Linked DNA regions of Homo sapiens: region 2 is linked to region 1. A link is an interaction called in ENCODE POLR2A ChIA-PET data of the cell type or tissue named here. Cell type or tissue: IMR-90. All regions are shown on one strand. Links, peaks and the distances in the headings refer to the core of each region. The heading gives the core; the rest is flanking DNA. Region 1 overlaps MTMR14 (myotubularin related protein 14). Region 2 overlaps SETD5 (SET domain containing 5).

Evidence for each region. ChIA-PET counts read pairs that join two places held together with the same protein. Peaks named below come from ENCODE experiments on the same cell type or tissue, not always from the same donor. Only the 100,000 strongest peaks of a DNase experiment are listed, where the experiment ranks them.
Region 2: POLR2A ChIA-PET joins it to region 1 with 6 read pairs; 2 of 35 experiments call an interaction of 5 or more read pairs at or near these places.

What each region holds. Positions count from the first base shown.
Region 1 is chr3:9,652,400-9,667,870 of GRCh38, reverse strand. It overlaps MTMR14 (myotubularin related protein 14), which reads right to left. Exons shown (of 19, transcript NM_001077525.3): 2 at 14,102-14,250; 3 at 5,496-5,604. Among named protein-coding and RNA genes, the nearest start is that of MTMR14, 11 kb to the right of the region's middle. In IMR-90, for the core only: no CTCF peak of the experiment used is centred there; no DNase peak of the experiment used is centred there.
Region 2 is chr3:9,450,030-9,465,500 of GRCh38, reverse strand. SETD5 (SET domain containing 5) reads right to left here. Exons shown (of 23, transcript NM_001080517.3): 17 at 11,633-11,762; 18 at 829-1,076. Among named protein-coding and RNA genes, the nearest start is that of SETD5, 60 kb to the right of the region's middle. In IMR-90, for the core only: no CTCF peak of the experiment used is centred there; no DNase peak of the experiment used is centred there; H3K27ac peaks cover 185 bases.

The sequences.
Region 1 (15,471 bases), core at 4,442-8,441:
CAATGTGCAAATGGAAAGTGGATCCCTGGAAGATTGCCAAGTACCATCTGAAGGCTTCTCCATCTCTACCTGTAAGATAATGGGAAGGAAAGTTTTGCTGCTACAGCAAAGAGTTGTGCGTGGGAACGACTAGGTCACTTTCTGGCTCTATCTGAGGTAGCAGCAGACAAGGGGTGGGGACGTGGGGACAGCAATAGAAAAGCTACCTGGATATAACCTGGGACAGAATGAGGGGCATTATTGGTGCTGGGGCAAGAGCTGGTTTGTGGAGAGGCTGTCCTGGAAGCCTACTGAGGAAGCCTACCAAGGGCTGGCATTCCTGCTGGCTTAAGTAGGATGTACTCCAGTGGGGGCCACTTAACTTTCTGTGGGTCTAAAAGCAATTTGAAAATCTGATAAAAAAGTATGAACTATCTCCTGAAAAAAAAAATATGTACACATCATAATCTACTTACATTTCCAGGGATTTCTGGACTCTCTCAAGTCCACTGATGAACCCATTCCCAGACCCCGTTAAAAGCCCTTGCTTTAAGAAGTCAGTCAAGCAGTGAGGAGTAAAGTGGATGCTTCCACAGGAAAGGGCTGAGGACCTCTAAGACTCCAAGACGTTGGCAGGGTGTGTGGCTGCCTGTTCCACTGGCATTTGTATCATATCCACTCTCCCCGCTTCATCTAAGCTGCTGGCAGCTGACCTCACTCTCCTTTGCATTATTTCTGTTAAATCTTTCAGAGCAGATAGCTGCCTTCTTTTTGGCTGTTGAGTTCTGAGACCCTTTTTCTGTTCCCAATTATTCTTCCACATCCCTTCTATTGACCTTGTCTTTTTAGTAATTGAGGCAGCCAGACCTAGGCCAGCAAAACCCGAGTCAGATGGAGAAAAACAAGTTGGCCAAGTCCCCAAGTGGGGAACCAGCCTCTTCAGGAAGGCCCCTGTGGGAGGGCTGACCCCTCTTGATAGACACCTGTTCCTTTGCCTCATGGTTCTGACTCATAACCCATCATCTCTGCCCTTTAAGCTGGCTCCTGACTGAAAACGCAAGATCTACCCTGAATGCTCTCCATTTACCTAGTTAGGAATGGCCTCTAATACGGTCCGTGGAAAAGCACTCTGTATAATTTTCTAATTTAGTAACCTCTGACCTCTGCTCCCCACCTCTTAAACAAAAAGAAAGATGAATTGTTCCAGTTTCAATGGTCTAAAAGCCAGACTCAAGTGTTTGGGGAGAAAATGGTATGAGAACTTACTGTTCAATGCTTGAACTGAGTTTTGAAAAATTATTTAATATACTTTACTTAACCCATCATATCCAAGACATTATGTCAACATGTAATCACTTTTAAAATGAATATTTTACATTTTTTCTATTAAATCTTCAAAATTTGATGTGTATTTTACACTTAAAGCATATCTTAAGTAGGATGTGAAACTTTGGGCATTGGCCAGGTGTGGTGGCTCACGCCTGTAATCCCAGCACTTTGGGAGGCCAGAGTGGGCAGATCACTTGAAGCCAGGAGTCTGACACCAGCTTGGCCAAAATGGTGAAACTCAGTCTCTACTAAAAAGACAAAATTAGCCAGGTGTGGAGGCACGTGCCTATAATCCCAGCTAGTTGGGAGGCTGAGGCACAAGAATCGCTAGAGCCTGGGAGGCAGAGGTTACAGTGAGCCAAGATGGCACCACTGCACTCCAGCTTGGGCAACGGAGAGAGACTGTCTCAAAAAAAAAAAAAAAAAAAACCAACAAACTTTGGGCATTTTAAGGGAAACGTGGACTCATTTCAAAGTTGTTTTTAACAACAACAAACTTTTACATTGCTTCAAGCCTTAAAAATTAAGTTGAAATGGGCCGGGCACGGTGGGTCACGCCTGTAATACCAGCACTTTGGGAGGCCGAGACGGGCGGATCACGAGGTCAGGAGATCGAGACCATCCTGGCTAACACCGTGAAATCCTGTCTACTAAAAAATACAAACAATTAGCCGGGCATGGTGGCAGGCACCTGTAGTCCCAGCTACTCGGGAGGCTGACGCAGGAGAATGGCATGAACCCGGGAGGCGGAGCTTGCAGTGAGCTGAGATCGCGCCACTGCACTCCAACCTGGGCGACAGCGAGACTCTGTCTCAAAAAAAAAAAAAAAAAATTAAAATGAAATGAAGTAAAATATAACCTTAGTTCCTCAGTTGCACCAACCATGCTGAACTGAGTTTTGAAGGAAGCAGAACGCAAGCATTTCTTTTTTCTTAAACATTAGATTCAGGGGTACCTGTGCAAGTTTGTTACATGGATATATTGTGTAAGCGGGGTTTAGACTTCTATTTAACTCATCACCCAAATGGTGAACATAGGACCCAACAGGTATTCTTCAACCCTTGCCTCCTCCTCCTCTTCCTCTCTCCCCTTTTTGAAGTCCCTGACGTCTATTGTTTCCACCTTTATGACCATGCGTACCCGCTATTTAGCTCCCACTTATGAATGAGAACATGCGGTATTTGATTTTCTGTTTCCGCTGGAAGAATTTAAGTTTTAAAAACTTTTGTGGGTACATGTATTTACTTATGGGGTACGTGAGACTTTTTTTTTTTTTTTTTTTTGAGACAGTCTCACACTGTCGCCCAGGCTGGAGTGCAATGGCACGATCTCGGCTCACTGCAACTTCTGCCTCCTGGGTTCAAGCAATTCTCCTGCCTCAGCCTCCGGAGTAGCTGGGATTATAGGCGCCTGCCACCTTGCCTGGCTAATTTTTGTATTTTTATTAGAGACGGGGTTTCACTATGTTGGCTAGGCTGGTCTCGAACTCCTGACCTCACGATCTGCCTGCCTTGGCCTCCCAAAGTGCTGGGATTACAGGCATGAGCCATCGTGCCCGGCCGATATTTTGATACAGGCATACCACGCATAACAATCACATCAGGGTAAATGCGGTATCCATCACCTCAAGCATTTATCCTCTATGTTACAAACAATCCAATTATACACTTATTTTTAAATGTACAATAAATTATTGTTGACTGCAGTCACCCTGTTGTACTATCAAATACTAGATCTTACTCATTCTAACTATATTTTTGCACCCATTAACCATCCCCACTCCTCCCCCTTGTTCCTGTCAGAACCCTTTCCTAGTCTCTGGTAACCATAACTCTACTCTCTATCTTCATGAGTTCAATTGTTTTAATTTTTTTAGCTTTCAAATAAGTGAGAACATGTGAAGTTTGTCTTTTTGTGCCTGGCTTATTTCACTTAACATAATGACCTCCAGTTCTATCCATGCTGATACAAATGACAGGATCTCATTATTTTTCATGGCTGAATGGTACTCCATTGCATACATGTACCATATTTTCTTTATCCATTCATCTGTTGATGGACATTTAGGTTGTGGAAGCAAGCATTTCTTAACACAGTGGAAGCAAGCATTTCTTAACACAACTCTCTCTCTTCCTCAACCTGGTAGAGGTTGGTGTCCCTAAAGTATTGTTGGTAATAATGCTGCCACCATCATACTAGTTCCTCAGTGCCTACCGTGAGCCACATGTCTGACCTAACACAGGCCTCTCTGCTACAGGACTTCTCAGAGCCTTAACTATATGAACATACATTTATCAATCTATTTGAAGAATCTAGTATGCAGTATTTCGAATTCTTATTTGACAGATAATGCTTTTCGCAAGCATGTCCTTAAACTGCTATTCTATGGAAACACTGGTTGGAGTATCTCCCGTGCAACCTCTAATGACAAGCGCTGTGCTGCACAGGGTGGTACTCTTTCAAATGAAGTTGCAGGCCAGGCGTGGTGGCTCACGCCTGTAGTCCCAGCACTTTGGGAGGCTGAGGCGGGCGGATTACCTGAGGTCAGCAGTTTGAGAGCAGCCTGGCCACCATGGCGAAACCCCGTCTCTACTAAAAATACAAAAATTAGCTGGGTGTGGTGACATGCTCCTGTAATCCCAGCTACTCGGGAGGCTGAGGCAGGAGAATTGCTTGAACCCGGGAGGTGGAGGTTGCAGTGAGCCAAGCTTGGGCCACTGCACTCCAGCCTGGCAACAGAAGAGACTCCAGGCCGTGCGCGGTGGCTCACGCCTGTAATCCCAACACTTTGGGAGGCCGAGGCAGGAGGATCACAAGGTCAGGAGATCGAGACAATCCTGGCTAACACGGTGAAGCCCCGTCTCTACTGAAAATGCAAAAAATTAGCCGGGCGTGGTGGCGGGTGCCTGTAGTCCCAGCTACTCGGGAGGCTAAGGCAGGAGAATGGCGTGAACCCGGGAGGCGGAGCTTGCAGTGAGCTGAGATCGCACCACTGCACTCCAGCCTGGGCAGCAGAGCAAGATGTCTGCTGCCTCAAAAAAAAAAAAAAAAAAAAAAAAAAGAGAGAGACTCCATCTCAAAAAAAAAAAAGTTGCAATAACTTTCGGGAACATGAAAACTTTCCAAAGTGGCAACAGCTTTAAGAAGATCAATTTCTAGGACCTAACTTCCATACATACTTTTCCCTAAAACTGATCTGAAGAAGAAAGCTTTTGGCAGAGTCTCCCTTCCTTCCTCCTCTTTCCCAATTTACAAAAAAGGCACACCAGGGACTGAGACAACAGTCAGACTCTCCCCATTGCCCTGCCCTTGACCACTGAGACACTCAGATACCAGCTAAAGGAATGAATAGACTGAATTCCGCTCCCTTCCCCTCTGAGGCTCTCTGTATGTCAGTCCACTCTTCTTGGACCAATTTTCGCACCGTTGCTACTTGCATTCGGAATTTCCCCGCTCAAACGTCACAATGGCTCTCCTAGCAAACACAGAGCCACCTCCCTGCTCAGCGTTCAGCCGTCTTCATTCAATCCCCTCCATCCTCTGCCCTGATGTGTACCCTCTACTTAGGGAAGTTACTTAGTCACTCTCAGCCTCTGTTTCATCTGCAATGAAATGGGCACATCCCGTACACCAAAAGATAGATAAAAATGAAACCAAACTGGGGAGCCAAATTAAATTAACAAAAGTCCTTAGAATATAAGCTCCATGACAATAAAGATTTTTGTCTGCTTTACATGGTGATGTATTTTAAGGCCTGAAGCAGTGTCTGGCACATAATATACAATAAATACTTGGTGAATTATATAATTGAAAGAATGGAAAAACAATATAGGAACTCATTTGATTTAATCTAATCCACAAACCTTTGAAATAGGTGATTATTATTCTTAATTTATAGGAGAGGAAAAGGAGGCTCTGCATAGGCAGGAAATAAGAGTCAGGATCTGAACCTAGGCAGTCTGGCTCTGGAACACGGGGTGGGGTATGCTGGTGTGACCATCCCTTCTCTACCTAGAACCATCCTTCAGTCAGAATTGGTCTGTTTCTCTGGACTGCTTCCCACAACACCCAGTAACCACCCAATGCTTGGCTACTAATGTTGAGGGAAAAAAAGACCCTATACTTTGCAGTAAGTCAGCTACCCCAGAAGAGAGTCGTGGAGCATGAAGCTATGGTATGGGCCTTACCTTGCCCTTGAACAGGATTACTGGGCAGACAAACCGTCCTCTGCACCGGGCCATCTTGCTGCGGTGGATGAGGTCTTGCAACTTGCTCACCTGTACGGTACTCTCAAACCTAACACACAGGCAAGAGAAGCAGGTCAAGCTGACTTTGAAGTGGGCACTTTGTGTATATGTGTTTATTCACACAGACCCCCATACTAGATCTGTGTACATAATGCTTGCTTGAAATTAAATGTCATTCCTAAATTTTATATCATCTATCATCTGTCTGTCTATCTATCTATTTTTTTGAGACGGAGTTTCACTGTTGTTGCCCAGGCTAGAGTGCAGTGGCGCAATCTTGGCTCACCACAGCCTCTGCCTCCCGGGTTCAAGCAATTCTCCTGTCTCAGCCTCCCGAGTATGCTGTGACTACAGGTGTGAGCCACCACACCTGGGTAATTTTTTTATTTTTGGTAGAGACGGGGTTTCACCACGTTGGCCAGGCTGGCCTCAAACTCCTGACCTCAGGCGATCCGCCCACCTCGGCCTCCCAAAGTGCCGGGATCACAGGCATGAGATATATTAAGTTTTTCAGGAAAAAAAAAAAGTGCTAATTATAGGTATTAAAACTTAAATCACTCTGATTTCTGAACCTTTAAGATAAAAAAAAAGTGAGCTAAACTGAAGACATATACAAAATTCAGAAATATACACAGAAAACTGGATATTATGTCTAGGGTGTCCAATTTTTAACTCCCAGGATAAGACCTGGTGCCCTAGGGACCCTCTCTGGAAATCACAGGACCATTTTTGTGACTATCTATTTTTTGCATAACTCTGAATATGTATTTTTGTGATCTTTTAGAGCAAGCAGTCCCCAGGCCCTGAGCCCCAGATCAGTACGAGTCCATGCCCCATTAGGAACCAGGAGGTGAGCAGCAGGCAAGTGAGCATTACCGTCTGACTTCCACCTCCTGTCAGATCATCAGTGGCGGCATTATATTCTCATAGGAGCTCGAACCCTATTGTGAACTCCGCATGTGAGGGACTGGGGTTGCAGAGAATCTAATGCCTCATGATCTGAGGTGGAACAGTTTCATCTGAAACCATTTTCTCCACCCTGCCGTGGAAAAATTGTTTTCCATGAAACCAGTCCCTGGTGCCAAAAAGGTTGGGGAGTGCTGTTTTAGAGGGCAGAATGAGATGACGTTTCTTGGTCCACATGGCTCTAGGCCTCTGCTTTCACAGTCCATATGGCCAACAGCGCACAGAGCAAAGGAGGCATAAGAGAAGCCATGTGTGACACAGGGACGTGTAGTAGTTAATGCACTGGGCTTGGTAAGTGAGCTTCTAGAACTTGAGAGTGAGGTTTAGAAGTTAGCTCCAGCAAGTCATACCCATATCAAATCACGCTTCCCTAAAATAAGGGTCCGCTCTCATAAACTCACCTACCAACCTTTAGCAAAGCTCACCCCAGCCAGTCAGAGCTTCTGGTAGCAACAGAAACAGGAGGCAGGAAAGTTAGAGCAGGAAGCTTTCCCAGCTACACAGAGTAACCAAGTAGAAGGAAGGAAAAATACTCATGTTCCTTCCTTAAAAGTGTTGAGCTTTCAGACCAACTCCTAGAGGGAATTTAATTGCTTCCACATCCTAATCCTTCTAGGAATCTGCGTACAGCTCCTCTTGTACACATGCACCCAAATATTATCCCAGAAGGAAGAAATCAGTGACTCCCACATACTTGTGGTACCTCTTTAAATGTATCTGGATGCTGTTAGGGTTAATAAAAACACAGTCTTTAAAATACTGCGAATTCTTAGTTAAAATATATCTAGGGGCCAGGCGTGGTGGCTCACACCTGTAATCCTAGCACTTTGGGAGGCCAAGGTGGGCAGATCACTTGAGGTTGGGAGTTCAAAACCAGCCTGGCCAACATGGTGAAACCCCATCTCTACTAAAAATACAAAAAAATTAGCCTGGCGTGGTGGCGCGTGCCTGTAATCCCAGCTACTCAGGAGGCTGAGGCAGGAGAACTGCTTGAACCCGGGAGGCAGAGTTTGCAGTGAGCCAACATCACGCCATTGCACTCCAGCCTGGGCGAAGGGCGAGACTCCGTCTGGGGGAAAAAAAAAAAAGCAAAGTGCCCGTAGGGTGGCAGCAACCCACCAGGCAGCCCTAGGCACACAAGCTCACAGAGAACCAGAGTGTGCTGCCTTCCCCTCACCCAGTTTCTCTATGAAATCAAAAGGCACCTTGGTACCAATTAATTGCCTAACTAGACTCCACAAGAATATAAAACCGAGCACCTTTAGTACTGCCACAGTGGCCTTCCTCCCACTTACTTGGCCCGTGGCCGATGTCACATATCTGGTCAGCACCATCTGCTGCAACCGACTCTCACTTAGCTCATACCAGCCCTCTGAACCCTAAATGCCTACATCTGATTTTCCCAGGTTGAGTTGTAGCCTCAAAACCAAGGTGGATTTCTCAGGCTAAACTTCTGTTAAAAACAAACAAACAAAACACCCCTGGTGGAGGACACATCAGCATTTTCCTCTAGGGAGGATCTTTTAATGTAATGACCCACCTTTTCTTGTTAGGTCGGCCAGTGGTTCCTTTACCGGTTCCCCTACATCAAGCTCCAATTCAGTTTCTGGCCAGGCACAGTGGCTCATGCCTGTAATCCCACACTTGGGGAGGCTCAGGCGGCAGATCACCTGAGGTCAGGAGGTAAAGACCAGCCTGGCCAACATGGTGAAACCCCGTCTATACTAAAACTACAAAAATTAGACAGGCGTGGCAGCACGCGCCTCTAATCCCAGCTACTCGGGAGGCTGAGGCAGGAGAATTGCTTGAACCCAGGAGGCGGAGGTTGCGGTGAGCAGAGATCACGCCACTGCACTCCAGCCTGGGCAACAGAATGAGACTCCGTCTTAAAAAAAAAAAAAAAAAGAACCAATTCAGTTTCTGTTCTCTCACTTTTTCCTGTTTTTATTATCTCTTGTCCTTAGGATTCTTTTATTGCAGTGCTAAGCACTGAGCTGTGTCTGGCACATAATACTCACATTCGAAGGGATGAATGTAGGCTTCTGTATTTACATTTGTAATGTATGCACTGAAATTTCTGGCAAGATGTTACCAGGTAGTGAGATTTTGTTGTTTTTTTCCCAACAAGGTCTTCCTCTGTTGCCCAGGCTGCAGTGCAGTGGCGCCATGGTTCACTGCAGCTGACCTCCTGGGCTCAGGTGATCCTCCCACCTCAGACTCCCAGGTAGCTGGGACTACAGGCACATGCCACGATGCTTGGCTAATGCTTTGTATTTTTTGTAGTGACAAGGTGTCACCATGTTGCCCAGACTGTTTAATTCAGTCTGTTTTTTATTCAGTCTATTCAGTTTAATTCAGTCTCAAACTCCTGGGTTCAAGCGAAACGCCCATCTCGGCCTCCCAAGTAACTAGGATTATAGGCGTGAGCCACCATGCCCAGCCAAACTATTTTCAAATACAGAAGAAAATGCTGTTATCACATATTTCCAATAGGAAGCTTTCCCAGACAGGCACCACACTTACCAAACTGGGTGGCTTGTTCCTATAATGTACCCCACAACTTCCTGAGATAAATGTTACTGCTGCTACTATTTAATAGATAAGAGGCACAAAGTAGAGCTTACACCCACATTATCTCACTCAGTCCTCACTTACCCAATTTTACAGATGAGGTAGTTTAATGAGATGAAATCTCTAGCCCAAAGTCACAGAACAGGTAAACAGGGTAGCTGAGATTCTAAACCCTGTGGGTAGCCACTGGGCCCATGGTTTTAACCACTATCCGGCAGGGCCTCACCTGTACTTCCCCTAATTCCAGCTTTTATTAACAATTATTGCTTCTTTATTGGACTCTGTTTCCCACTAGACCTACTGGTAAGGACTTCATCTATCTGGCTTCCAACTTGATCCCTGAGGTCTACTACACAGCAGCAGCTGAACGAACACTGTTGACAAACATGTCTTAGCTATTCAGAGATCCCTGTCCAGGCTTCTATTCCCAGATGATGAACCAAATTGGAGAGGTTCCTTAACAGGACCAAAACATTGCTTAAATCCAATTCTACCCTGTTTAATTCAGTCTATTTTTTATTCAGTCTATTCAGTTTAATTCAGCATCATAGTAACAGCCAAGCCAGACAGTAAAAAAGCAAAAAATGCTATTTCTTCCCACCCAAACATACCCGAAGTCCCCCCTTTCAACAAGCAGGCATCACCCACTCAACATCACTTCAGTAACACTTTAAGGCCTTGCAAGGAGTGAAAAGTAAAAACAAACTCCAACAAGCTCCTCTAAGGTTAATCATGTTCCACAGTGGCCTTGGCCTAACTGTGAGGTTCTGCTAGACAAGGTGGGAGAGCCGTGGTGGTGAAAGATAAGGCAGACAGGTACAGAGTCAGGAAATACAGCTTTTAACCCCACTCTGCTTACTACCTCTGTGATCTTCGGCAAAGGCAAATTACTTCTCTGGGCTTCAACTTCATCTATAAAAGAGTGGTGAGGGCCAGGCGCGGTGGCTCATACCTGTAATCCCAGCACTTTGGGAGGCCGAGACCAGTGGATCACGAGGTCAGGAGTTCAAGACCAGCCTGGCCAAGATGTTGAAACCCCGTCTTTACTAAAAATACAAAAATTGGCCGGGCATGGTGGCACGCGCCTGTAATCCCAGCTACTAGGGAGGCTGAGGCAGGAGAATCACTTGAACCTGAGCGGCAGAGGTTGCAGTGAGCCAAGATCACTTGCGCCACTGCACTCCAGCCTCAGCGACACAGCAAGACTCCATATCAAATTGAAAAAAAAAAAGAGTGGTGATACTGTCTTCTTCACTGAATAGTTGTAGGGCTTAAGCTAGCAAGTAAAACCTCAACACCTGCCAAACAGAGGTACTCAACAAATACTAGTTTCAGTCTCTTTAAGGGATCAACACTAAACTTGTTTCCTTCCAGGAAAAGCTTTTACAAGGCAACCACCACTACGTTTCTCAATGTACTATTATGTTACTGAAGGGTAACATTTGGTATTACCTGAGAGCTTGTTAGAATATGCCAAATCGCAGGCCCACCTCAGGTCTTCTGAATCTCTGCATTGTAGAAAGATCCCCAGTTGATTCACTCATAAAATCAACATAGAAAAGAACCACTCTGTTGGGTGCGGTGGCTCTCACCTCTAATCCCAACACTTTGAAAGGCCGAGGTGAGGAAATCTGTTGAGCTCAGGAGACCCACCTGGGCAATGCAGCGAGACCTGGTCTCTACTAAAAATTAAAAAAAATCAGCTGGGAGTGGTGGTATGTGCCCATATTCCCAGCTACTTGGGAGGCTGAGGTGGGAGAATCACTTGAGCCCAGGGGATCAAGGCCGCAGCAAGCCATGATTGTGCCACTGCATTCCAGACCCCGTCTTAATTAAAAACAAAAACAAAAACAAAAAAACCCACCTTGATTACAGCTGAGCTTAATATCAGAATGTCATCATCAGGGCACAGAGGTAAAACCACCAGCCAGCCAGCACCAAAGAGGGTAGGAAGAAGGGGAACGAAGAGAATGGCAAGGCAAAAACAAAGAAAACAAAACAAAACAAAACCCTCTTGTTCAGAAACTTTAGCTTAAAGATTTACGGAAACTAAGTTTACCCAGCTGGGCGCGGTGGCTCACACCTGTAATCCAGCACTTTGGGAGGCCATGGCAGGCGGATTGTTTGAGCCCAGGAGTTGAGACTAGCCTGGCCATCATGGCAAAACCCATCTCTACTAAAATTCAAGAACTAGCCAGGTGTGGTGCCACACACCTGTAATTCCAGCTACTTGGGAGGCTGATGCACAAGGATCGCTAGAGCCTGGGAGGCAGAGGTTACAGTGAGCCAAGATGGCACCACTGCACTCCAGCCTGGGCAACAGAGCAAGATTCTGTCTTAAAAAAAAAAAGAAACTAAGCTTACCTAATTCTGGAAGGAGGAATTAAGGAAGAGCTAAGAACCATAAATAACAGGGCCATAACAAACCCCAATTCTTTAGGCTTGGCGATCCCAAGTTCTTAGGTTATATAACTGAGGATGTAATACTGTTTCTGTGATCTATTTACAAGAGCCCTTAACACTCTTTTCTTGGAGAACCCCACTACAACCTTGTGAAATGGGCACTCTTTTTTTTTTATTTTTTTGAGATGGAGTCTCACCCTGTCGCCAGGCTGGAATGCAGTGGTTCGATCTTGGCTCAGTGCAGTCTCCGCCTCCTGGGTTCAAGTGATTCTCCTGCCTCAGCCTCCCGAGTAGCTGGGATTACAGGCGTGCGCCACCACACCCAGCTAATTTTTGTATATTTAGTAGATACGGGGTTTCACCATGTTGGCCAGGATGGTCTCAATCTCCTGACCTCATGATCTTGGACTCTCAAAGTGCTGGGATTACAGGTGTGAGCCAGCACGCCCGGCCAAGATGGGCACTCTTATAGACATCCCCACTTTACAGATGAGGAAACTAAGGCTTAGTGCTTAAACTCCTCCTACTGGATTGTTCCTCTGCTGTAAACCTTCTCTGGCTCCCCATGGCCTGCAGCAGCGGTTCTCAAGCTATAGTGTATTTAAGACATCAAGAGGCCGGGTGTGCTGGCTCACACCTATAATCCCAGCACTTAGGGAGGCCGAGGCGGCTGGATCATGAGGTCAGGGGTTCGAGACCAGCCTGACCAACGTGGTGAAACCCTGTCTCTACTAAAAATACAAAAAAAGTAGCTGGGCGTGGTGGCGGGCGCCTGTAATCCCAGCTACTCAGGAGGCTGAGGCAGGAGAATTGCTTGAACCCGGGAGGCAGAGGTTGCAGTGAGCCAAGATCGTGCCACTGCACTCCAGCCTGGGTGACAGAGCACTCTGTCTCAAAAAAAAAAAAAAAAAAAAGACATCAAGGGAGCTCTCACAGAATGTAGACTGGAAATTCTGATTCCAGAAGGCCCAGGAGAGGTTCTAGAATCTGTCATCTTTTTTTTGAGATAGAGTCTTGCTCTTGCTCTGTTGCCCAGGCTGGAGTGCAGTGGTGCAATCTCGGCTCACTGCAACCTCCACCTCCTGGGTTCAAGCGATTCTCCTGCCTCAGCCACCCGAGTAGCTGGGATTACAGGAGCCCACCACCACGCCCAGCTAGTTTTTGTAATTTTAGTAGGGATGGGGTTTCACCATGTTGGCCAGGCTGGTCTCAAACTCCTGACCTCAGGTGATCCACCCAAAGGAGGCTGGGATTACAGGCATGAGCCACTAGGCCAGGCCGAGAATCCATAATCTTAGTAAGTGCTTAGGGGTTCCTAGCACAATAAAACCACTGATACCCACACACAACCCACAGGTTCACACTCCCTGGCCTGATGATCAAGATCCTATATGAGTTGATCCCTAAGGACATTTTCAGGGAAACTCCTGCTCATCCTTCCAATTCCAGTTCTTCCCAGGCACATAAACACAAGGCAGAATTAACCATTTCCCCAGTTGGCCTACGGCAGCACTTCTCAAACCTGGTAGTGCATTCGAATCACCTGGACACCCTGTTCTGCTGTGATTCTGGCTCAGTGGCTCTGGAGCATGAGCTTCTGCGTTTCTAACAAGTTATTGAATGCACTGCTAGCCCTGCTTTGAGTAGCAAGGGGCTACTGCACTATGCAGCATGACTGCTGCGGTACTCCTCACAACATTTCACCCACGGGGCCAGGATTTCACAGATAGTGCTGACAACGGCTCCTGAAATTCCCTTAAAATCAGCAGGAAGTAGGGAGATTAGGAGAGCAAACTTTGAGATCAACATATACCACTTCCTAGAGCCTCATGCTGTGATTACTTATCAGTATCAAATAACTATACCATTTACTGACTACCTACAGGCCACAACCTGCACCAAGCATTCTGTGTCTGCTCTGGTATAAACTGTTAACCCACATAAGGTACTCAGGTCTTGGTAGGCCCACCATAAATGGTAGCTTTTATTTCTAATTCTTACAACGTACATGTCAGGCTTTTATCAGCCCCATTTATCATCTGGACTGCACTACCACTTTCTAAAATTTTAGTTAGTCCTTAAAAGGACTAATTAACATGAGGTAGAGAATTACCAATAAGAAAACTAAGGACAAAGCAGTTAAGTAACTTGCCCAGCATCAGTTACACAGCCAGCAACAGGGGAATCCAGGATGTGAACTCTAGACAGTCTGACTCTAGCAGTCTGACTCTAGACCTTAGGCTCTCAAGTGCTACATACGGTAAACGCTGGTAAGCCTGTCTTTACACAGTGTACCTCCCACTCACACTCTCTAAAAAAGGGACACTGATATTCAGAGAAGTGAAGTGTGAAGTCAGCTATCTTAGGACAATGAGCTCTAGGGTGGAAGTGAAACAGCAATCAAGGGCTGTTACTCCCAACCCCTCATTCTATGCCATGCCACCTTGCCAGTCTGACTTGTCCAACCTTGAAGTAAATAAAAATGCCAATAAGGATTAACACCTGGGGAAAGTGATTCTGCCCTGCCCAGCTACAGACTTCCTGGCCACAGGGATTAGCTGCCACGGACTCCCCAGACATGTACACTACGGTCACATGATGCTCACGTGTCTTTCTCCTTCTCAGAACTCTCATACTCCAGGAACACGATGTGCCGGGGATAGTGGCCACAGATATCCCCATTCGTGTTTGGAATCACGCTGAAACAGTAGTCTCGGCCAAACAGCTCCAGACATCTCTTCTCAATGCGCTCAACCTGCACAGAGAAGGAGACCAGAACACAAAGAGAATTCTGGGGTTCTGAGGGTGAGAATTAGGAGGTCCATGGCCTAAGAGGTCACTGGGAAAGACATGTACCTGGGTGATAATTATTCTGTGCTGGGAAGATGTGATGCTAGGCCACAGGTCCTACGTGTAGTCCATTAACCCATATATTGTATACTTCAGGAAGGATTCTTAAACCCCTAACAATGAATCTGAAATTGTGGGTATTGAGCATTTGGGGGAGACGATTACAGCTTTCATTAGATTCAAAGAGGTCTACAACCCATAAAACATAAGAACTCTTGGTCCAGGTTACTGAAACTGCCACTAATCCACTACCTTCATTGGTCAGCTTCCCCATTCTCTTATTTATTTTTTGAGACGGAGTCTCGCTCTGTCGCCCAGGCTGCAGTGCAGTGGGGCAATCTCAGCTCACTGCAGCCTCCGCGTCCGGGGTTCAAGCGATTCTCCTGTCTCACCCCGAGTAGCTGGGATTACAGGTGCGTAGAACCACGCCTGACTAATTTTTCTATTTTTAGTAGAGACAGGGGTTTCACCATGTTGGCCAGGCTAGTTTCAAACTCCTGACCTCAGGTGACCCGCCCACCTCGGCCTCCCCAAGTGCTGGGATTACAGGCGTGAGCCACGGCACCCGGCCTTTATTTTTTTAAAAGACACAGTCTCACTCTGTCATCCAAGCTGGAGTGCAGTGGCACGATCTCAGCTCACTGCAACCTCAGCCTCCTGGGTTCAAGTGAGCATATTTGGCTAATTTTCATATTTTTAGTAGAGATGGGGTTTCACCATGCTGGCCAGGCTGGTCTTGAACTCCTGATCTCAAGTGATCCGCCCGCCTCAGCCTCCCAGGTGTGAGCCACCATGCCTGGCCTCTTCCCCATTCCTTTTTTTTTTTTTTGAGAAAGAGTCTTGCTCTGTCACCCAGGCTAGAGTGCAATGGTGTGATCTCTGCTCACTGCAACCTCTGCCTCCTGGGTGAGCCACCACGCCCAGCCAACAAAAAATTTTTAATAGAGATGGGGTTCATGTTTCCAGGCTGCTCTCGAACTCCTGGGCTGAAGCAGTCTACCTGCCTTGGCCTCCCAAAGTGCTAGGATTACACGCGTGAGCCAGTGTACTGGCCCTCTTCCCCATTCTTTAGCCATAGACTAGTACCTACAAGCTCTATTCCATGCAACCAGTAAAAGCTGCAAAG
Region 2 (15,471 bases), core at 10,511-14,510, 210 kb after region 1:
TTTAGTGGTCAGAACAAATTTTTCTGAGAAGGAAAAAAGAGACAGTGTCCATTTTAATTACAAATCAAAGTAACATGCAATAGATGAAGTGTTTTAAAAAAGTATACATGGATTCTATTGAAACCTGCTGTCACCCAAACCTGAACACTAAAGTGATTCAAGATTACTTTTTGAAACAGCTGAGGCAGACATTTCTAACTTAATCCAACAGTGAAGGTAATAAATTTGTCTCATGAATACATGTTGCTAGCCTCTTGTCTACTTCTGATTCCTAAGACATTATAACAAAGAGGGAAAGTAACCTGGAGTGGAAAAAACCCACATTCGCCATAAGCCATACCCCAATGTTTTCTAAATCTCTGCTAAGGCCACAATGAAAATACCAAACAACCTGGGAAAGACACTTCACTTATTTAAAGGCCTAGAAACGAAGACACAATCAATCAATATCATCTGTGCTCTCAGGCTAGTGTTACTAACAGATACTACAGGCAGCTAGAGGCCTATTTTGACCAAAGTATACAGTAAAGATAACGATGGAGATCTAGCATGCTTACTACCTAAACTTATGGAGATTGATGGACTGCATGCAAAAGATACATGAATGGGATTTGTGGTAGCAGTATGCCTATTTTGGGAAGCATAGGGGCTGCCAAGATGAGAGGCTACCAGGTAACAGGCCACAATGACCCTGAGGTTTCCCATTCTCTTACTGAGATGGGGAAGAAAGATAGTAAAGAAACATTTGGAATGGTATTATATTTGAAATGAGAAGGTACAAATGATGATTTTCATATCCAGCACTCCCAGCAACCAAACCCAAATCACCTCAAACTGTAGAGGAGTGTTGCAGCGACTAGCAGTAGTAAGAGATGTGACTGGTGAAAACATGAGGCTGTATCCATTTCGACACTCCTCTTCTCCTGGGTGAGATGAGCCAGGTGTGGCCAGCTGGGGACTCTTTGAGCCTGAATTGGGAGGGGGTGGTGTGACTGGAGACAGAGGCCGAAGTAACTTGGTGACATTCTGCTCCATCAGATAGCGAGACTTCCATTTCTTTAATGGGCTCAACAAGTCTGTGAAACACAAAGCTTGGATGAGAGTTTGAAACCACAGATTAATTTAAGGCTCTACAGTAAAGCCATTAATCTGTAATCTACAATGGCTCTTAACTGTTTTCTGCCTCATCCCATTAAGTTATCTCCTCCAATCCAACCAAAATCCCAAAGAAACTCTTTAATTACCATGCTTAAAATAACTCTGAAAACATTCTATCTCCCAAACTCCAGGTAAATCAAATGTGACTGATCTCTAATTTAATTTCTACCAGTGCAAAATATAAAATTCTTTCATTTATTCATTTATTTATTTATGAGACAGAGCCTTGCTCTGTCGCTAAGGCTGGAGTGCAATGGCATTTACTTAGCTCACTGCAACCTCCGTCTCCCGGGTTCAAGTGATTCACCTGCCTCAGCCTCCCGAGTAGCTGGGATTACAGGCATGCACCACTACACCTGGCTAATTTTTGTATTTTTAGTAGAGATGGCATTTCACCACGTTTGCCAGGCTGGTCTTCAACTCCTGACTTCAGGTGATCTGCCCGCCTTAGACGCCCCAAGTGTTGGGATTACAGGCGTGAGCCACTGCTACAGTTCTTTCTTTTACATTGAGTTTCTGAAAAGTCTTTGTTACTGTGTTACAGTTACCCTCTACTAAACTGCTATATCACCAACTAAAGGTACTGGGATGCTAAATCCAAATTCCTTTCACCATCTCTTATATATGTGTGTCCCTTTTCAGAAGCTCTTTCTATTCTTATATGATTCCTTGATCCATGTCTAGCCCCTTTTCTACCTAAAAAGCATGAAATGATTTCTACAAAAACTTCTCCCAACCATTAAAAAATTAGGTTCACATTCTTTTTGACTAGAATAATCCTATTTTCTGTACTTCTTAGATCCACTTAAAAAGCAAGTCACTACACTAAATATTTTAGTGACCATTTAGGTCAAAGCACCTTTCTCACTTGATTCTCAGAATAAAAATACAGTTTTATTCATTTACAGTTAAAAGTATATATATTTAATACCTACTGATTACTGAACTAGGTATGAAGGGAAAAATGGTCATCATACATTCTATTTTCAAGAGGCTTAAAATTTGTAAGAAATAGAAACAGGGCCAGGTGTGGTGGCTCATGCCTATAATCCCAGCACTTTGGGAGGCTGAGGCAGGCAGATCACTTAAGCCAGGAGTTTGAGACCAGCCTGGCCAATATGGCAAAACCCTGTCTCTACTAAATACACAAAAAAGATTAAGCAGGAGTGGTGGTGCATGCCTGCAGTTCCAGTTACTCAGGAGGTGGAGGCACAAGAATCACTTGAACCCAGGAGGCAGAGGTTGCAGCGAGTTGAGACTGCACCACTGTACTCTAGCCTGGGTGACAGAGGGAGGAGACTGTCTCAAAACAAAACAAAACGACACAACAAAAAAAGTGAACACATTAGTATTAGCATGATCAAGAAAGGTGATCATATTGCTATGTGTTAGTTAAAAAAAAAAAAAAGCTGTATTTTCTAAATGATGATTATATACCACAGACTATGCCATGTGCTTTATTGTGAAATATCTAATTTTAACAACTCTATAAATCAAGCACTATTATTATCATCCCCATATTAAAGGTGAGAAACTTGATGTGTGGAGAGAGACAAAACAGGTATTCTTGCTCCCATATATCTACATTCTTAATTTTTGTATTTTTAGTAGAGACAGGGTTTCACCATGTTGGCCTTGAATTCCTGACCTCAAGTGATCCACCCACCTGAGCCTCCCAAAGTGTTGGGATTACAGCCATGAGCCACCACGCCTGGCCCCATCTATCTATATTCTTTTTTTCTTTTTTTTTTTTTTTGAGACGGACTCTTGCTCTGTCACCTAGGCTGGAGTGCAGCGGCACGATCTCGGCTCACTGCAAGGTCCGCCTCCCAGGTTCACACCATTCTCCTGCCTCAGCCTCCCGAGTAGCTGGGACTACAGGTGCTCGCTACCACACCCGGCTAATTTTTTGTATTTTTAGTAGAGACGGGGTTTCACCATGTTGGCCAGGATGGTCTTGATCTCTTGACCTCGTGATCCACCCGCCTCGGCCTCCCAAAGTGCTGGGATTACAGGCGTGAGCCACCGCGCCTGGCTCCATCTATCTATATTCTTAATCAATAGGTTAAAGTATATCCCCAAGGCTTGGTGGATGGAAGGAGTGACATTTATTCCAGGCCTTCAAGGAAAATTTTTGGGCCAGGAAGATTATCTGGAAGCAATGGTCAGTATGAGACTAGTAACTGGGAAACCATCTGGAGTTAACACAGTAGTTAGCAAAGAATTATGAGGCACTAAACTAGGGTAGGAGATGTTTAGATGAAGAGGGAAGAATAAATGCAAAAAATTATTGAAGATGCATATTTTTCCTTTCTGATATCTCAGGATTTTTAATATTCCTAGATTGGAAGTATATTCACATCTTCCTTTTGTTCCAGATACTAAATTTTCTTTCCTCCTTTTAAAAAGTGCCTAGGTATAAAACAGAAACAAACATGTAATTCATGGCTTATATTCGGAATAACTTTTATATATTTAATATTTCAAGGGTCTTAAACAATGGAATCTTACAGATCTCTGTACTGCTAGGTCCAACACTATAACTATCAAAGTCAATTATGTTAAGTGATGAAGTTAGTTGTAGAAAGGAGTTATAAGATACAGGTGAAATCTGCCACGTGCAAATCAATGTACAAGGCATTCATTCAACATATATTTACTGAGTACTTATTATGATACTGTATTCAACAAGAGACCTGATGTCTGCCCTTAAGAAGTTTACAGGCCAAAGAAAGCCAAGTCATTTGCCTACTTTTTCTCTTTTTCCTGCATATATAGTTTCCAAATTTTATGTGGTCAAATCTATCCATCTTTTATTATTATTATTTTTCACCTTTACTCAAAAAATTACCAAGGTTATACAGCACATACACAACCTGAAAATCATATCCACAAATAAACGCATGCTAATATCCTGGTAAATTTTTATCGAGACATTGCTTCACTGACTCTTGCCTTACCTAAACTACTCAGTAACTATTTTCACTCAGAAATACATGGTCAACATTTTATGACAATGAATAGAAATCTACAGTTCAGGTTTAATGACTGCACAACATTAGTATTATCAAAATTTAACCAACTTTTTTTTCATTTTTTGCTATTAGAACAAATGGCTACATGTAGGATTATTAAATCAAAAGAATATCTATATATGTGTAGTTTATATTTAGTCCTGTGAGAACTGCTGGCTCATGTTCTTCAGCCTGCATTCTACTGAGGTGTTGGGGTCTTTTTCTTCATCTGTAAGGGCTCTTTAAATAGTAAGAATGTTGACCCCTTGTCAATAAAATTACAAATGTATTTTCCCAGTTTACTGATTGCCTTCAATTTTATTTACAAGTCTCTGCTATATGTTTTGTTTCTATTTAGTCAAACGGATCACTTTATTTTCTGCTTCTGATATCATGTCTTTGCTAACCCACCCTGACACTGTAAAAATGCCAGCCTATTTTCCTTTTGTCTCCATGTTTAATTTTTAATTTAGATTTTAATTAAAAAAGAACATTTTATTTCACACTGACAAACTGCCATTACAAAAAAGGAAAAAAGAACATACTTAAATATGGGGTAGCAATTAATCCATCCTTTCCCCATAACAAATAGCCAGCACCTTCTTCCAAAATCTTCTGTAAATGTAGAATAACTATAATTTCCCTATTAATTTGAAATATATTTATCTTATTAGATTCTTACATATACTGGGCTTATCTTCTGAATGTTTATTTCCGAATGTTATTCTTTCCACTTATTGTCCAATACTGAATCAACACCAGCATACTTTTTATTAAAATTGTTAGGGAAATTCCAGTTATTCTGTTCTAGTTCTCCAAAATATTTTAGCTATTCTAGCAATGAACTATAGAAGTCATTCAATGACCATGCTCATACTATTAAAAAAAAAAAAAAAAGTTAGGATTTTGATTGGTGTTAGATGAAATTCAGGAGTAATTTGAGAAGCATTCTTACCCAGGAACATGGCATAATCTTTGTTATTCACATATTATGTCCCTCTTCATCTATATATACCACATGTCTAATTAAGTTTACTCTCCAGAGTTCTTTAGTTTTTTTTTTTTACTACTATGAATAAAACGTATCTCTCCCTTTGTTATCTAAATGTTATTAACATTTAAAAAGTTTACATACTTATTTTTTATCCAGTTACCCTATTAATCTCTACCAGTTTTTCAATTAACTCTCTAGGTAGATAATAGTATTTGTACATGATAACACATTAACCCTCTTTACCAGTACTTATATCTCTTATGTTGATTTTTTTTGTGGGGGGGAGGGGGTTGGTGTAATTACTTTGGCTAACAATTACTTAGACTATATTAAATAATAATGGTAATAGTGGGATAATTTGATAGCCTATTTTGATGTTTAACTAGTTTTCATGATGCATGACAACTGGCAATTTTTCAGCTAGATATTAAAAGATCATAGTATGTTATTTTATCATTAAATTGATAAAAGTCACTGTGTTATGACTTCTCCTCCCCCATTTGACCTGCTAACAAATGACGATTATTAAATTTTCAAATATTAACTCATCCTTACATTCCTAGAAGGAACCTTAGTCATCGTATATTCTTCTTTTAATATTCTTTTTTTTTTTTTTTTTTGATGGAGTCTCGCTGTCGCCCAGGCTGGAGTGCAGTGGCGAGTAGCTGGGATTACAGGCGCCTGCCACTATGCCCGGTTTTTTTTTTTGTTGTTGTTGTTGTATTTTTAGTAGAGACGGGGTTTCGCCGTGTTAGCCAGGATGGTCTGGATCTCCTGACCTCGTGATCCGCCTGCCTCGGCCTCCCAAAGTGCTGGGATTACAGGCGTGAGCCACCACACCTGGCTATTCTTTTAATATTCTTACAAATTCAAGGTGCTAGGTAAGATCACAAATCTAATTCAAAAGTGGTACTACGCTGTTTTTGGGGGTAGAGGGAGTTAATTTGATAAAATGAATCAAAAATAAGATTTTCAATAAATAGTATATGATACTCCATTACAAGTATGTGCACAAGCAGATAAAATTACAAATTCTACCATTCCTGGGGTTGGAATTCAGATTATTTTTAACCTATAGTTTTTGCAATTGTTAATAACTAAGAATTAATTATTCTAATAAACAATTCATTCAACTTCTGAAGCTGCTGAACAAATTTGACTACAGAGTTTCGTCTCACCCGCCATGTTCACCTGACCTCTCGCCAACCAGGTACCACTTCAAGCATCTGACAACTTTTTACAGGGAAGGTGCTTCCACAACCAGCAGGATGCAGAAAATATTTTCCAAGAGTTTGTCGAATCCTGAAGCATAGATTTTTAGGCTACAGGAATAAACAAACTTATTTCTCAGTGGCAAAAATGTGTTGATTGCAGTGGTTCCTATTTTGATTAATAAAGATGTGTCTGAGTCTAGTTACAGTGATTTAAAATTAATGGTCCAAAAACGCAATTACTTTTGCACCAACCTTATATATAAATTTTGGTTTCTTTGTCTATTTCTGTAGGAAAGATACCAAGCAGAACAAATGAACGACTACTAGGTTAAGGATTATGAATATTTTTAATGCACATGATAAATTTTATCAGATTGCTAGCAGGGATATTACTCCCCGGCAGTTTTACTGCAAATCCTTTCCCCAATGTACTAATCCTCTATTAATACAGAGGCAGTATAGACACAAAAACATGGTTAATACAGTTTGAATTATTTATTTTATTATTTTTAGAGACAGATGTCTTGCTGTCATTCAGGCTGGAACGCAGTGGCATTATCACAGCTCACTGCAGCCTCAAATTCTTGGGCTCAAGTCATCCTCCTACTTCAGCCTCCTTAAGGCTACAGGCAACCCACCATCATGCCTGGCTAATTTTTATTTTTTGTAGAGATGTGGGTCTCTCTCTGCTGCCCAGGCTGGTCTCAAATTCCTGGCCTCAAGTGATCCTTCTGCCTTGGCATCCCAAAGAGCTGGAAATTGCAGGTGAGAGTCACCATGCCAGGCCCAAGTTTGAATTAAAAAAATATATATATTTGAATGTGCCTAGAATTTTCTTTGGCAAAGGACCTAGTAGTTCTTTTGAAGACAAGGTCTTGCTGTGTTGCGCAGGTTGAACTTGACTCCTGGGCTTGAGTGATCCTCCTACCTCAGCCTCCCAAGTAGTTGAGAGTTACAGGCACGTGCCACCGTGTCCAGCTAGATTCTAATTCTTTTTCAATCTCCTAACTAAAAATTCCATGACAATTTACCAACTTTTACATTTATATTTAGGCCTATTCTGACTATTTTGTTCCATATATACATCCATTCTTGCATCAATATTATACTAAATTTAACTATTAGCTTCATACTAGAAGCTCGTCTTACACCTCAAGAGAAAGTACTTCATTATTATTTTTTCAATTTTTTTCTTATTTTTTTAAAGGTAGACTTCAGAATCATTTAATCAAATTCCAAAAACAAGGCAGTTTCATGGGAACTATATAAAGACAGAGAGAAAGAGAAAGAAATATATATATACACATATATATATTCTTTCCATAATGAACATGAAATTTATCAAAGGCTCACGTATGATTCATGAAAAAAAAAAAAAGAAAAAGAAATTTCCATTTCCTCAGACTTTAAAAATATTTCTCAGTAACAGTTTACTCCATATACCCAACTAAGGTTATTCCTAGGCAGTTTCTTAGTTTTGTTAAGTTTGGGAACAAAAAAAATTGGTATTCATTTACTTTCTTGGTATATAAATGATTTTTTAAAATATATTTACACTTTTTATATATTTATCCTTCTATCCAGTGATATTAATAAACTCTTATTATTATTATTAGTATATATATATATTTTTTGAGACAGAGTCTCACTCTATTGCCCAGGCAGGAGTGCAGTGGCGCGATCTCAGCTCACTGCAACCTCCGCCTCCTGGGTTCATGCTATTTTCCTGCCTCAGCCCCCCGAGTAGCGGGACTACAAGTGCCCACCACCACGCACAGCTAATTTTTTGTATTTTTAGTAGAGATGGGGTTTCACTGTGTTAGCAAGGATGGTCTCGATCTCCTGACCTTGTGATCCACCCATCTCGGCCTCCCAAAGTGCTGGGATTACAGGCGTGAGCCACCACGCCTGGCCTAAACTCTTATTATTAATTCTAAGTTTTTCAGCTGATTACTTAGGCTCTTCTAAGAATAGACCCACATCATTTACAAATAATGAACATCATGCCCCTGCCCTACTTTGATAATAACTTTTATTTCTATAAAGTTTCAGCTTTTAGGAACTTAAAATATTTAGTGTATTTCTTTCTTCTTTTCTTTTCTCTTTTCTTTCTTCCCTCCCTCTCTTTCTTTCTTTCTTTCTTTTTGAGACGGAGTCTCACTCTATTGCCAGGCTGGAGTGCAGTGGCGTGACCTTGGCTCACTGCAACTTCTGCCTCCCAGGTTCAAGCAATCCTCCTGCCTCAGCCTCCTGAGTAGCTGGGACTACAGGTGCATGCCACCATGCCCAGCTAATTTTTTTTGTATTTTTAGTAGAGATGGGATTTCACCATGTTGGCCAGGATGGTCTCAATCTTTTCACCTCGTGATCTGCCCGCCTCAGCCTCCCAAAGTGCTGGGATTACAGGCGTGAGCCATCACACCCAGCCAGAATCTTTAATGTATTTATTAATCCACAAATACTCTACAAGAAAGAGTATTCTGTGTAGAATAATGACCGTATAATAATTACTCTTATGGGCCTGATACTATATTGAGAACTTTATATACATTATTCATTCTAATGTTAGCTCTATAAAGCAGGTATTGCTATTCCCATTTTACAAATGAGGCTCAGAGACTTGTTTTTTTTTTTTTTTTTAAGTTTTAAAGACAGAATCTCCCTCCGTCACCCAGGCTGGAGTGGAGTGGCGCAATCTCGTCTCACTGCAACCTCCACCTCCAGGTTCAAGCAATTCTCCTGCCTCAGCCTCCCAAATAGCTGGGATTACAGGTACGTGACCAGGCCCAGCTAATTTTTGTATTTTTAGTAGAGACAGGGTTTCACCATGTTGGCCAGGCTGGTCTTGAACTCCTGACCTCAGATGATCCGCCCACCTTGGCCTCCCAAAGTGCTGGGATTACAGGTGTGAGCCACCAACGCCTAGCCTCAGAGACTTCTAGTAACATCATATAGTTAGTAAAGGGGACAGCTGGTTTTCAAGTAAAGGTCTGTTTGATTTTTTCTATTATAGAAATCCTTTCCCCTTTCTTAATGTCTCTTTGGTATTCTTGAAAAAAACAAAAGAGAGCCAACAAATAAAAGTAATTCCTCAGAATTTATGCTAATTTTGTAGCAATATAACTTGCGCATTTGACTGCTGCTTGATTTTTAAAATCAAATATTTTCCTACATTGCTTTTTAAGGGCAAGGTGTGTCCTGTGAGTGTTTCTCACTGTTAGACTAGGGCAGAAGCTCAACAATAACAAAAAAGGCTGGTGACTAGGAATCCTAATTTCCTTCCAACCAGGGCATGTGATAACAAAGACACTTTTCCTATAATCCTTTGCTAGTCAGGATGTGAACTGCTATGCAATCTCCTGTTCCCAACCTTAACTATACACATGCATTAACACACACACCAGATAGATACACAAACATGATAGTCTATTTCAGCTAAGTTATATTCTTACTAACACCTTAAAAGCTGTTAAAAAAGAAATAATACAAATGGAAATCTGGTACCAAGATTTCTTTATACTATTCATATTTGACTAAATATCCCTAATTTTTGGTGAATACTAGAAGAAAATATTTTAAATAAACAGTATAATTTATCTTTCAGATAACTGGAATTTTATTATCCTGAGGTATATAGGTGGTAACTTATGAGGTATAATCTAATCTAGAGACAAAAGAATAAACTAAATCCATAATTTAAAAAATGGCAATTCACAGCCAGGCATGGTGGCTCATGCCTGTAATCCCAGCACTTTGGGAAGCCGAGGTGGGCGGATCTCCTGAGGTCAGGAGTTCGAGACTAGCCTGGCCAACATGGTGAAACCCCGTCTCTACTCAAAATATAAAAATTTGCCGGGTGAGGTGGCGGGCGCCTGTAATCCCAGTTACTCGGGAGGCTGAGGCAGGGAGAATCGCTTGATTCTCCATTTCAAAAAAAAAAAAAAAAAAAAAAGAAAAAAAGAAAAAAAGGCAATTCACGTTTTCTGAAATAAAATCTAAAAAGAAGTAAAATCCAAATGAAGTAAGAACTTTAAGAAAAGTTCTGATTTTAGTTGCAATATCTGCTACTAAAAATTTATCTAATTAAATTCAAGTTCATTACATTTATTCAGCAAGTTGGTAAACAGGAACAATGAAGTGGGTTTTTTATGAAAATGTGAAATATTCTGTTTGTTGCAACCTGAAAGGTTGCTTTAGCATCTAATTTACTTTGGTATTTTGATTGTCTAATATTTAAAAAACTGATTTAGAGAAAAGTTATGAAAATCACAAAGAACTTTTCAATTAAGCTGATATTTGCAGGAGAAACTGGTAAAAAGATTGTCACAAAATACATTAAGATATCACAAGTGCTTTCAATTACATCCTTTGCAAGTCACTGTCAAAACCAATGGAACAGATGATTTTTCATTGACATCTAGTTTAAAAATGCACAAAGACTTTAGATTTAAAGCTGTCTTAAAAAATTTGTTTTTTTTTTTTTTTTTTTTTTTTTTTTGAGACGGAGTTTCATTCTTGTCGCCCAGGCTGGAGTGCAGTGGCGTGATCTTGGCTCACTGTAACCTCCACCTCCCGGGTTCAAGTGATTCTCCACTGCCTCAGCCTCCTGTTTAGGGAGGGATTACAGGCACCTGCCACCACACCCAGCTAATTTTTGCATTTTTGGTAGAGACAGGGTTTCACCATGTTGGCCACGTTGGTCTCGAACTCCTGACCTCAGGTGATCCACCCACCTTGGCTTCCCAAAGTGCTGGGATTACAGGTGCGAGCCACAGCGCCCGGCTGTTCTTTTAAAAATTGTATGCTAATTATACAAGCCCCTTTGAAAACAATCAATTGATAATAATTTTTCACTTATTTCATTCATCCCCTGCTCCCTCAACCATGTCCCACCCAACTTAATCACTCAGAATTTTAATTCTTTCCTGAATATTAGTGTTCCACCACTTTCTTGCCCTTGCCCCATCTTATAAATATGAATATAAATTTCCTAAACTTACTACTTTAAATGTATCTAACCTTTTTTATAACCATTTCTGCTGTTATCTGTACACTGTCTAGTCCTTCTTTGTCGTCCTGGGAAAACTGATCCCTGACTTGAGATCTCTCTCTTCCTCTGTAAAGACAGATGTAAAGTAACTATTTAGAAAACACGCCATTTCTTTTTGTATCAGAAATACTCATACTTAAATTTTTTATGCAGACCTGAAACAATCATTGGTCATATAATCAGAAAGGTTTTAGATACGTACCTGCATTGTCTTTGCAGATACTAGAAGAGCTACTATTCTCATTGCTTTGGTATAGGTGCTGAGTTCTAGTCTCTTGGGGTACAGATGATGTTTGAGTCATCCCTTCTTCTAAGGCTTGTTTTATCCAGCGCTATAATTGAAAAGAACCAGAGAATTATCAATAATTATCTAAAACTATTTAGTGCACCTGTTTTAAATGTACATCAACTGGTGAGTGATACAATTCAACACACTAATTCAGTTACACAGTCAAGCATTTTATTGTCTTGTGTCTCAGCATATTGGAACATTGTCCTATCAATTCCTTTTAACTGAAAAACTTGAGGAAATCTGGATTACATATAATGAGATCCCATCAAAAGACAAAAACCAATAAAAAATGACTGCTATTCAACTTTTCATACCATTTGGGATGGTGTAAAATGGCAAGACTGAGGAAGAAATCTTAACATTTATTTAGGAGAGACTGTGATCGTATAGAATAAAACTAATATATAAAATAAGCGCCTAGAAGGAAGATAAAGATCTCTTAAAAGTTGTCTGCCCCGTGCTAGAGACGTGTGAAGAGGTAATAAAAAAGATTCATTGGAAGATTTTGGATGAGGATTAATAGCTCTTCACTACAGGTACCAAAAGCGTTTCCAAAAGGTTTATTTCAAATGAAATAACCTATGGGACTCCCCCCTCCAACAAGTAGTTTGGTTAAATTATGCATGAGTAATGCAAATCACGAAATGAGCTTCAGTAGAAATCAAAAAAAAGGGAAAAAGTCAAAAAGAAGACCTATCAGTCACAAGTTTTTGGTAGTAAAGATTAGAATAATAAACTGACAAGAAATAAATTTAGGCCAGATAGTAAACCTGCAAAGATTAGGATAATAAGATTATGTATCCTGTGGAAGACAGAAAATTTCTTACCTGTAATTGTGTTCTCTTAAGATATACAGTTGTAGGTTGCTCACCACTCTGTGGCTCTCCTGCCCTGACATAAGACAGATCGAATTTTGATAAACATCAATTTCTGAGTAAGACCCTCCCCCAATAGGAAGAGCAAAGGTGAATTATTATAATTTATACCTTTAGAGAACATGTATTACAGGTAAGTAAATACTCTCTTCACCAGAGAGCAATTCTCATAGATTTTCCCTCTTAGAAACCTAGGAAACAATCCACAAAAATTTTACCAAAAAAAAAAAAAAAAAAAAAAAAATCTTACATCATACAAATGTCATTGTGGCTGGCCAAATGAAAGCAAAACTGAAACTGTAAACCTGTAAACACTTGGAAGGAAGAGTGAACAAGGATATAAAAAAGAGCTCTCAATGGTAATTTGAATCACGTAAACATTTTAGGATACAACCAGGTCTCTGAAAAGCAAACACAAAAACAAAATAAAAAATCCGAAGAATGAACTATCTTAGATACAGAATAATGATGTAAAGATGAATTGTCAGAACCATACATATAGCCTTAAAGCTTAGAAGAGAACTTAGAAGTCATCTTGTCCAAAGCACTCATTTTATAAATGGAAAAATTAGGCTCAGGAGTGAAAAATCTTTTGTTATGGCCACCTTTAAGTTTTTCTTTTCAAAGCAGAAAACACTCATTTGGGGTCACTAAGCTTTCCTATCTGAGTAATTTTTTAATATTTCCAGGGTCTAGTAGATGTACTTGTAAAATAATTTACATTCTGGATCTGATGACTACAAAAAGGGAACATAAAATCAGAACAGGAGTATTCTAGAAGAAAGATGCTACCATGGTTAGCTATGAGGTGAAACACAGCAAATACAATCAAACCTACTCCTCCAGGTTCTGTTGTATAATTTTACAATATTTCAGGACTCATATAAAAAAGGAACATGGACATTTGTTTGTATCTAACAAGATACAATTAACCTCATGGATAATAAGTTAATTTTAGATGCACCTACTCAGCAAGTTGTTAAAATCAAAAGAACATTTCTCCCTTCTCTGAACCTCTATTAAAATATATTGCAAAGGAGTTTTCTGGGAGGCTCAAAGATGGATAAATATTTTAAAGGTCTCGCTATTATGGCGAAAGAGCAAGGAAGCAATACAGGTTTTGGAGTCCAGAAGCCCTGGCTTGACACTTGGCTGTGAGGCTGGGCTCAGTAGCTCGTATCTGTAATCCCAGCAGAATGTGAGGCCAAGGTGGGCAGACTCCTTGCACTCAGGAGTTTGAGATCAGCCTAGGAAACACAGCAAAACCCTGTCGCTACAAAAAATATGAATATTAGCCAGGCGTGGTGGTGTGCCTGTGGTCCCAGCTACACGAGAGGTTGAGGTAGGAGGACCATTTGAGCCCAGGAGGTCAAGGCTGCAGTGAGCCTGTGATGATGCCACTGCACTCCAGCCTGGACAACAGTGAGACCCTGTGAACCCCTACTATCCCCCACCAGAAGAAATCTGGCTGTGTCACTTATTAGCTGCTTCACTTTGGACAAGTTACCAAACATTTCTGAGACAAAGCTTCTGGATATATAAATTTAGGACAATGATCCCAATTTCATGCATGGTAAGTGAGATAATGTATGTGAAGAAAGCTTATAGTACAGTACTGAACACTGAGCAGATTTTCACCGAGTCCCGGTTCAACTAAATTTCAATGCTATGTTTGGAGATTTACAGATAATGCTCCAGTGTATAAAATGAAATATTAATTATCAATGCAAAGCACACTGTTTCATTATCAGTCAGACTGGTTTTTCTAAGAAGTCTGGAGACCAAATGCCCTATACACATTGTGTTTAGAAGAGGAGTTTAGAGAGAACAAGGTGAAACACTACTGAGAGCCTTGTTGGCCACTTATAAATGTTTTTAAAATACCAACTGAGGAACTAAAAAATGCAAAATGCTTCTTAAAAACTATGATTCAATTTAGAAACTCTAGGGATATCATAAAATGTTCTGTCAAATACCTGAACTCCTCTTCTTTTCAGAAGTTGCAGAATAATAATGATAAAAATAAAAATAAATAGCATAAGAATCTGAGTACAACTATACAGATACAACTTTAATTTGTCCTATACTGGTAAGTTTTTAACTTACAAGGCCAGGCCCTTACCTCTTTAGTGAGATATGAAACAGTGAGCCTATTAGAAATATACATTGTTCTAAATAATCCCATGGAGGGTTTTCTTATCTATCTGATTAACTTATACTCTGAGGGATTTTCAGAATTTTATTACAATTTTGTTGAATAATGAAAATGTTCTTAGGTTCTGCATTAGGTAAGTCCTTTCTAACCAATATTAGGAGATATTAGAAGAAGACCAATATTAGAAGAAGAACTCTTCTTCACTGCTATAAAGCCAAATTCTATTCTAGCTAAAACATTCCATTTCATTTTATTTTGCCTCATAAAAAGCTGTATTTTAAAAAATAGAATCTTGATATGTGAACAGCACACAATAAAGCAATGACTTAAACAGTTTTTAAAGATCCTATTTAAATAGTCTTGTTATGATAATCCTGTGTATGCAGCCTAAACTCTTCCTAAAGACTAACCATGACACATAGATAAAAGTGCTTGAGTAGAGCCTGTATAAATGAGATTAAGGATAGTCAGATACACTTGGAGAATATAACAGGGACTTGTGTTAAATGGAATTTCTATCTGTTGCCCGTAGAAATTTAAGGATGTGCTATAGATACAAGTATAAAAGCAGAACCAAGTTAAAAAAGCTTAAAGAAATGCATTTTCTACCAGATCTGAAGTTACAGTCCTAGACACGTTTTTGGTTTTCGTTAAGTCTCTGCTAGTTGGAAAAGATGGAAACAGAAAGACTGCAACCCAGCATTAGAATTATCAAGAAG